2 separate regions of the Homo sapiens genome follow, and region 1 is linked to region 2. Evidence: read pairs that join two places in POLR2A ChIA-PET (ENCODE). Cell type or tissue: PC-3. All regions are shown on one strand. Each heading gives the region's core, and the rest is flanking DNA. Links, peaks and the distances in the headings are about the cores only.

The links. Peaks named below come from ENCODE experiments on the same cell type or tissue, not always from the same donor. Only the 100,000 strongest peaks of a DNase experiment are listed, where the experiment ranks them.
Region 1: POLR2A ChIA-PET joins it to region 2 with 6 read pairs; 2 of 35 experiments call an interaction of 5 or more read pairs at or near these places.

Annotation. Positions count from the first base shown.
Region 1 is chr3:107,541,053-107,545,457 of GRCh38, reverse strand. All of the region lies in intron 2 of BBX (BBX high mobility group box domain containing), which reads right to left. Among named protein-coding and RNA genes, the nearest start is that of BBX, 20 kb to the right of the region's middle. In PC-3, for the core only: CTCF peaks have their summits at 1,361 and 1,563; no DNase peak of the experiment used is centred there.
Region 2 is chr3:107,448,751-107,453,155 of GRCh38, reverse strand. The region is part of intron 1 of LINC01990 (long intergenic non-protein coding RNA 1990); the gene reads right to left. Among named protein-coding and RNA genes, the nearest start is that of LINC01990, 20 kb to the right of the region's middle. In PC-3, for the core only: no CTCF peak of the experiment used is centred there; a DNase peak (open chromatin) is centred at 2,695.

The DNA.
Region 1 (4,405 bases), core at 139-4,138, 92 kb before region 2:
TTTATTTCCATTTAGCTACCACTTAAGATTTATAAAAGCTTCATTTTTTCTTTCATTCTCTTAACTTGAGTCCTCACAGAGCCCACTTTCCTCATCACAGATTGCCAATTTTTGGTACGTTAAAAATCCCATCAAGTTGCACTTATATTATGTGACAATTAGCTTTTAATGATGGATAAAGGGGATAGATGCTTAAAGTCATTTTGCATTCTATTACTGTACCCATCTAATAAAGAAAAGCTTTTTAATAAAGGTCAGAAAATTTTCTTCTTTAATCAAACTCTAAAAGACACACTAACTTGGAAAATACATTAAATTGGTTGGGCCAAGAGATATGTAACAGAATGTAAAGACTTTTGTCAATAAACCGCAGAGGTAAAGAAACGTCTCTATAATGTATTCTCTTAATTTCTATTACTTTTTAAAAAATTTTTTTTTTTTTGAGACGGAGTCTCGCTCTGTTGCCCAGGCTCGAGTACAATGGCGGATCTCGGCTCATTGCAAGCTCCACCTCCCGGGTTCATGCCATTCTCCTGCCTCAGCCTCCTGAGTAGCTGGGACTACAGGTGCCCGCCACCATGTCCGGCTACTTTTTTTCTTTTTTTTTTTTTTTTTTAGTAGAGACAGGGTTTCACTGTGTTAGCCAGGATGGTCTCCATCTCCTGACCTCGTGATCCGCCCGCCTTGGCCGCCCAAAGTGCTGGGACTACAGACGTGAGCCACCATGCCCAGTCAAATTTTTTATTTCTTATAGAGATGGGGTTTCGCTATGTTGGCCAGGCTGGTCTTGAACTCCTGGCCTCAAGTGATCTGCCCGCCTTGGCCTTCCCAAAGTGCTGGGATTATAGGTGTGAGCCACTGTGCCAGGCTTCTATTATATTTATAACTTTTAAAGTAACGATTTTACAAATAACTAGCATTTTACATTCAATAAATATATAATATGTACAGGTTTCCAGATGTGATGTTTTAACATCTCATGTCTAAAGACATGATTTCCTAGGATATAACTGCCTGCAGGGTCTCTGTATACATCTGTGGAAGTCATGCTATGTTCTAGAACCCTAAGAGATGCCATTCACATCAGCAAGCACAGATCTGTATCTCTGTGACGACATTTCAAAATGCAGTAAAGTGTTGTGTTCTAACAAAATCAATCTATTATGACAATTTTCCAACACTTAGAAATAAAGTATCACAAAAAGAGGTAACTTTTTTCTCATTTACACAAAGGAGCAGAATAGAGTCGCAGCTGCCCAGATTACCTGGCTAGTATTTTCTGGAAGTTCAGGGCTGAATGATGGTCATTTCCCAGGTGAACTCCCAGGAGCAGAACTCTGATAAGGCATATGAAGTTTCCTCCCTGAACTGCAGGACAAAAGATATTTTCTCCCAAATAAAACTTACAAATATACTAACCTTAAAAATATTATTTGGAATTTTAACTTACTAATGTTTAGCCTGCATACATGTAAATGGATTCAGTCCGAGTGACAAGGTATGTGGTCGCAATATTTCACTACAGTAGTTTCTTAATACAGCCACCATGAGGCGTCGCAGTACACAAATCAGTTAAATGACCCTTTCACAACTAAATCTGTTATGGCTTTACAAACTTCTTTTCTCCTCATCAACAGCTATGAGCAATTTATGCTTTCATGGACAGAACAAAATCTAACAGCTTTGAAATGGCTTTTAAAGACTCTTTTGCTTAAGATTAGGATGAGCTGTTGTGAAGCTGGAATGGTTTTTCCTAAAATCAGACTGTAATAAACTTAGGGCATTTGATAAACTGGTATGCCATTTAACAATGTGTTATTGTTTTGCAAATTCTTGCTCTGTTTTCACAGGACACAGGGAACTAAACTGAAGCCACGTACAGTTTATTATCCGTTAACTACTAAAATCATGTTGTGCCACTAAATAAAGTAGAACTAGTAACATAACTTCAAAGTTGACATGCATAATGTATTACCTATAGTTTCATTCTAACAATACATAACATTTTGGTTTAATTTTTTAACCATTTATAAACAATAAAAACAAATTGTTCACCTATTCCTGCTGTAAAGATGGTGTCGTGAATTGGCTAAAAATGTGTTTTACATCATTTTGGAGCTAAACAGATTTCTACAGCAAAACACCAAACCAGAAGTCTTATATCTCAGTTCCACCTCTGCCACTCAAATGGCCTGGGTCCTAGTTTCTTAATCTAGGCCTTCCTTTCTTCAAATTTATAATGATAGATTATAATGCTCCAAGATCATCTGTAGAATCCCTTTTAAAGCTAAAATATAATTCTCTTTGGATTTAAGTTATCTGAATCCAAACCTATTTTCTTTTTTATATTGTGACATGATGTTCATTTTTTTAATCACAGATATTTCATCTCAATATAACACTAACTTTTTTTAACTTTAGAAGTTTACCATATGTTTAGAATGAGTCAAGAAATAAGCTACTGAGGAGCAACTGTGTGTATGACAACAGGCTTAACAATGCAGAAACACAAATAGAGAAAAAGCTCTTTTACCCTGGGCTGGAAAGCCATGCCTTATTGCCATAGGCATAAGAAATTCAGTGGGAGCCTAGACTGGTCCATGCATTGTGGAGTGGTATGAATGCCACGTGGGAAGCCTAGGAGGCACGATAGGGGAGTGAGTGATTATAAATATGGCCTCCAGTAGACAGAATGAACTGGGATGGAATGCCAGCAACACCATTTACCAGAAGAATGACCTTGGGCAAGTTGCTGAGCCTCTGAAACTCAGTACCTCATTCAAAGTGGAGATAATAGTTCCTACTTCACAGGTTGTTGCATGGTATAAAAGAGGGTGGAAACACTAAATTCATGGTTTACATCACTGCTTAAAAACAGGGTGAAGAGGAACTCTGCTGAACTGTCTTTAGGACTTTTGTTTTCATATTCCACTTTACATGAAAAGCCAAACTAAAGAAAGTTCATAGTTTCTAACCACTTCCATCTCTATATGCTCTCTTCAATAAACATATGCTGTTCTTTCAAATTACAATTCTTCAACAAACCTCTTCTGTAGCCATTAATATTACACTATGTTCCAAAGTTAGTATACTCAAATACAAATTATGAAAACTGAGTTGAAGTAATGACAATCTATAGAAATAAACATTCTAAAATAAACCGCTTTTGTGTCAAATCTTAAATCTTTTAAATAAATAGAAGTTCTGGAGTTCTAATGTAATCAATCTTCTATCATTCTCCCACAGTATAATAATGACTAGACCTTTTTACTCTTGGGGAACTTAAAGATAAAGTCCTAACAAATAAAACCTTTCTATTATATAAAATATTAATTGAATAATTGATCCTGAAATAACTTGTAGATAGAAATATCTTCTCTTTCATAGTTGGCAGAGGTTCTCTTACTGGCTTCTGGAACCTCCTTTACTACGGAGTGCCAAACTAAAAAGCATTTTAAGTTTAAAAAGAAAAACTATCCAGTCGTGGTGACAAACACCTGTAGCCCAACTGCTTGGGAGGCTGAGGCAGAAGGATCACTTGAGCCCAGGAGTTTGAGGCTGTGGTGAGCTATAATCACACCGATGCACTCTAGCCTGGGTAACAGAGCCAGACTCCATCTCTTAAAAAAAAAAAAAATTATAGAATTTGCTTATACTTCTTTAAAAACATCAGTTAATATCAAGTTACAATATGAACATGTTACAGAAATAGGAGTAGCTCAGGTATCTGAATATCAAATCATATTCTCTAATTAATTTTCATTGTAACTTCAGAAATATGTCTCATGGGGGGGGGATTAACATAATCTAAATATAATCCAAATCTCACTTACAAATCCCAACATACACCTAAAAGTTCATTGTTTGTCAGTATGTGGTCACTATACATTTAATTTGCCATCACAAGTTGTGAAAAAAGTTAAGTCAAATGGACAGTCTTTCTACATAATTTTAGTACACTTATTTAAATGCACAAATAAATTTAAGTACACCCAAAATTTAAGGCCCTACATGGGCCTTAACTGATATTTTGTAGCTCACAGGGCATGAACAAAATTAGCACCGGATTTTCTTCACCACTGCTACTCCAAATATTTATAATAACTTATCAGGTTGAAATTAAGTACAAGAAAAAAAAATTTTAGCTCAAAAAGATAAATTTTGCACTGCTCTCTAGACAAATGGCCAGAATATATGAGTGCTGGTCGCAGGGGAGCCACTGCAAACTCAATATCCTAGGTCAAGACACTTAACAACTTTGAGCCTGTTCCTTCATCTGTAAAATGGGAATAAGGACACCTACCTAAGAGCATGGTTATACAGAGCAAACAAAGCAACGTCAGTGAAATCACAATGTAAAGTCTAAGTTGCAATAACAAGTATAAGAGAGCCAACGAGGCATGCT
Region 2 (4,405 bases), core at 218-4,217:
GAAAACAGCTGGACAGCTGATATTTTCATCAGCTATGTCTTTGCCCAGCTGCACAGATGGGCACTTAAATTATATAATAAATCACTGGCTTTCCAATGCACCCATCAAACCCTGTCAGTCATATAGCTTAAAACATTTAGAATCACAAGATCCTTGAAGATGTTTGTCACAATTGAGACAATTTGGTTCTTAATATAATATTCTACCTATTGTGGTGGAAAAAGGAATTTATTAGATAAGGAGAGGTAATACTTGTGTTCAAGTCCATGTTATACCTCCACTTCTTTCTCTCTGCTGAAGATCCCATTTGGCTTCTTAGGGAATAAGCTTCCTCATATATGAATGATAATTGTTACTATCTAGCCTCAGTGTCTCTTCTAGGTTAAAAGTGAAATTGAGTTTTATAAAATAAAAAAGTAGTAGTATTTTTATTTCTTATGATTATAAAGGATTTAACTTCATCAGTATTCAAGTGGTCTTGTATCATTCACGATGACTCAATAGCAACGTGTCTACAAATTATTCAAGCTCTTTCCATGACTCATGCCATGTATTATAACAAAGTAAGTTTCCTCTCTCTCCTGAAAAAAAAAGGCCTATTTTTTATATGAAAAGGGGTAGACATTTGGAAACTTTTAAAAAGAGATTTGCTAATAATATAAATGGTTGTTAACATTTTTAAAGTGAATTAAAAGCTTGTCACCAAGATACAACTAAGATTCTAGAAGCTATAGACTTCCATTTGGTGGAAAACGAGCATCAATATTATAAAGATTTTATAATGACTCCTTCAGAAATGCTGCCATGGAGGTGCATGTACCCAGGTGGAGGGAGGCTGGTCTATGGTCTATGGAAGTGCTGCTATAACAAAATACCACAGGCTGGGTAACTTATAAAAAACAGAAATGTATTTCTCACAGTGCTAAAGGCTAAGTCGAAGATCAAGGAGCCAGCAGGTTTGGTTGTCTGGCAAGGGTTGCTCTCTACTTCCAAGATGGCGCCATACTGTTGCATCTTCCAGAGGGGAAGAACCTTCACATGGTGGGAGGCAGAAGGACAAGCAAGCTGAAGGCTTGTATTTCATTTATTTTTTATTTTTTTAGTTTTTATGAGACAGAGTCTCACTCTGTGGTCCAGGCTGCAGCGCAGTGGCACAATCTTGGCTCACTGCAACCTCTGCCTCCCAGGTTCAAGCGATTTGCATGCCTTAGCCTCCCGAGTAGCTGGGACTCCAGGCATGCACCACCATGCCCGGCTAATTATTACATTTTTAGTAGAGATGGGGTTTCACCGTGTTGGCTAGGCTGGTCTGGAACTCCTGACCTCAAGTGATCCGCCTGCCTCAGCCTCCCAAAGTGCTGGGATTACAGGTGCGAGCCACTGTGCCTGACATGAAAACCACTTTTACAAGGGTCTTAGTCCCATTCACAAGAGAGGAGCCCTCATGACCTACTCACCTCTTAAAGGCCCTGCCTCCCAATGTGACATCTGAATTTTGTGGGAATTCATTCAAATCATAGCAGGAGCCTACTGTCATTCAGAACGATCTGAAAGGTCAGCATTGTTCCTGAAATAAGTCAATAAGCATACTATAAATGTAATAGCATGCTGAATAACTAAGACCCATATTCTTGAGTAACCTGGGATGACTGAGCCGTTTCCAGCCTATACTCTCCTTGCTCTTCCCACTTCTCACAAGAAGTGATGGTAACTACTGCTCTATAAGGTCAGAGGTCCAACTTTATCTGAGATATTTATTAGTGTCTTCTTCTACCCAGCTGGTTCTGGGGAGTCTTTGGACTGGGAGTGGAGGGGAACCCAGGACATGGAAACTCCTCAAAATTCATACCTGATGGGTTCTGTGGGTAGCACACTGGCCTTAGATATTCAGCAAGAAAAAAAAAAAACAGAGTTTTTCAACTAACTATATTAAACTCTGTGGCCCTCCACTCCTTAGGAAAAAAAAAAAAACTTACATCATTATTTTTTTTCTGACATATCATTTTTATATTTGGAAAATTTTGAAGATAAAAAAATTATATGTTGCCTAGATATTTTATCATTCAGAGATAACTTTTAATGTTTTGGGAAATTAAACATATATGCACTTATAAGTCATTCATATGTATAAAACTTTGAAGGAATACACATTTGAATGATTTGCCCTTGAAATTTGTATATAAATCTGAGCAGATATGTTTTATGTATTTATTTGTGAAACATATTCAAGCCACTAAGTGCCTTATTAGCAGGAAGTCCTAACTATCACTCTTGAGCTTTCTCTACCTACCTGGCCAATTCATCTCTCCTCTCTTCTGGCCAATTTCCCAAGAATACCAGGGATATACTTACTTGCTGCAGAGGATGGGTTGATAGGCAGGGCCATTCCTGCTCCCAGGGCTGGGCATAAAGAGATCAGTAATGACTAATCAACTCAGGATTGCTATTGATCCTGGCTGGTACCTAGTGTCACTGTTGAAGACTGTGCCCAAAGGCCAACAGATGCTTGTCTATTCTGTGTCATGCCCTTGTTGGTCTGAATGCCTCTCAGCACACCACTGGGGCTCTGAACTCGGGCTTTGAAATTATAGCTCTTAGTTTGCATGCAGATATTCTGTCGTTATTCACTACAGCAAAACCTTCTGTGTATCACTATGTCATCATGGCTAGCCTTAGTCACACACCATTGAGACTTTTCACAGTGCAGCCTGGGAAGTGTGTGACTATGGCTAGCCTTAGTCACACACTACTGAGACTCTTCACAGTGCAGCCTAGACTTGCCCATTCTTCAAGGTTATTTCAGGGACCTCCTTGACAGTTTTAGCCACTGAGCCTGGGGCAGGACCACTCTGTCCACCCTCCCAAGTCTACTTAACTCTGAGTCTCAAGAAGCAGAGTCAATAAGTGGGTCCCTTTGCCACATAGGCCTGGATTCCTTTGGCAAATGAATCCATGGCCTTATAAGAACAAGTTCTCTTTGTAAAATAGTGAGGTAGGTTGTGTTAAAACACTTTTAAGAAGCCAGTATTATGTCTCCTTTTAAAACTGTGTGTCTTAGTTATTTATAGAACTAGGAATTTCCTTTCAAATAATTCATCTCTGAACTGGATTTTTTTTGCAAGTAATTTGTAGTCTATACATCTAGACATAAGAATAAGTGATATAATTCTTAAGTAGTTTTCTACCCCCACCAAGGGGCATCCCATTGATGCTCAACCAATCATAATAGATATCCTGAATATATAAATATCATCCCAGTAGATGGCACAGTATTTGCCACATTGTGGAAGCTAATGACATGCTTGATTTCTCTTATTTTAATATCCAGATAGGGATGTTAAAGTCCTAGGGAACAAATAGGATATATCACAAAATATATCTCTGTCATCAAACATATCAATATATCATCAAAATATACCACCAAAATATATTTCTATTTTTTAATCTCAGCAGCCTCCTCCTAGCCCAAATCACATCATTTTTCACCTGGACAACAGGAATGGAATCCTCATTGGTCCTCTGCTGCCAGTCTTGCCAAATTCTAATAGATTTCCTTGCCATAGCAAGAGAAAAAACAAAAAATCAGATCATGTCACTCCCAAATTTAAAACCCATCAAAGGCTCTTCCTGGGTTTTAATTTATCATAAATGAAAAGCCCTTTGCCACCTCTGGGCCTTTGCTCTTATTCCCTAGTCTTGATGTGCTTTTCTCCAATTCTTCACACAGAGGCTCATTCTCAGCTGTTGGATAACTTCTCTCGCATGGTTGTCTCAGAGGCATCTTCCCTGACTTCACTTCTAAGGCTGCTACCTGCAGTTTCTCTCTTATTTCCTTTATGGAATTGTCATTTTAGTGGAGTTTCAAGGAAGAGTAAAGGTAAATATTGTCCAGTCTGCAATATTTACCTGGCTATTGTGATCATACTTATTTTGTGGAACAAAAGTTGTTACCATGTTCTGTACAGTTGTAAAACCTGCTTTTTATAATATTAAATCATAAACATTTTTAGATTAGTAAATATACATCTATAACATGATTTTTTATTATATTGATATGTCATAATTTAGGTAACAGAACTCTACTGTTAGAAATTTCAGCTGCTGTTTTGTGAAAGAGTTGGAGAAGACCAAGGTAATTCTTAAAGCCTTAAAAAAATGGAGATGGACTTTTGAAACTAAGATTATAGTCTGAAAGGAGAAATATGGATCAGTGACAGGGTAAACAGAAATTATTCTCAAAATCACAGAAAACTAGAATTGGGGTTGCTCTTAAAGCTCAAAAGAACTAAATTTTGAACAAGTAATGGAAATACCATATTAACCTTATTGAGCCAATTACAGTGTGGTTTCTCATGTAACAAACATGGTGGATTAGGATAGAAGAATAGATTTGATGGTTAAAGCA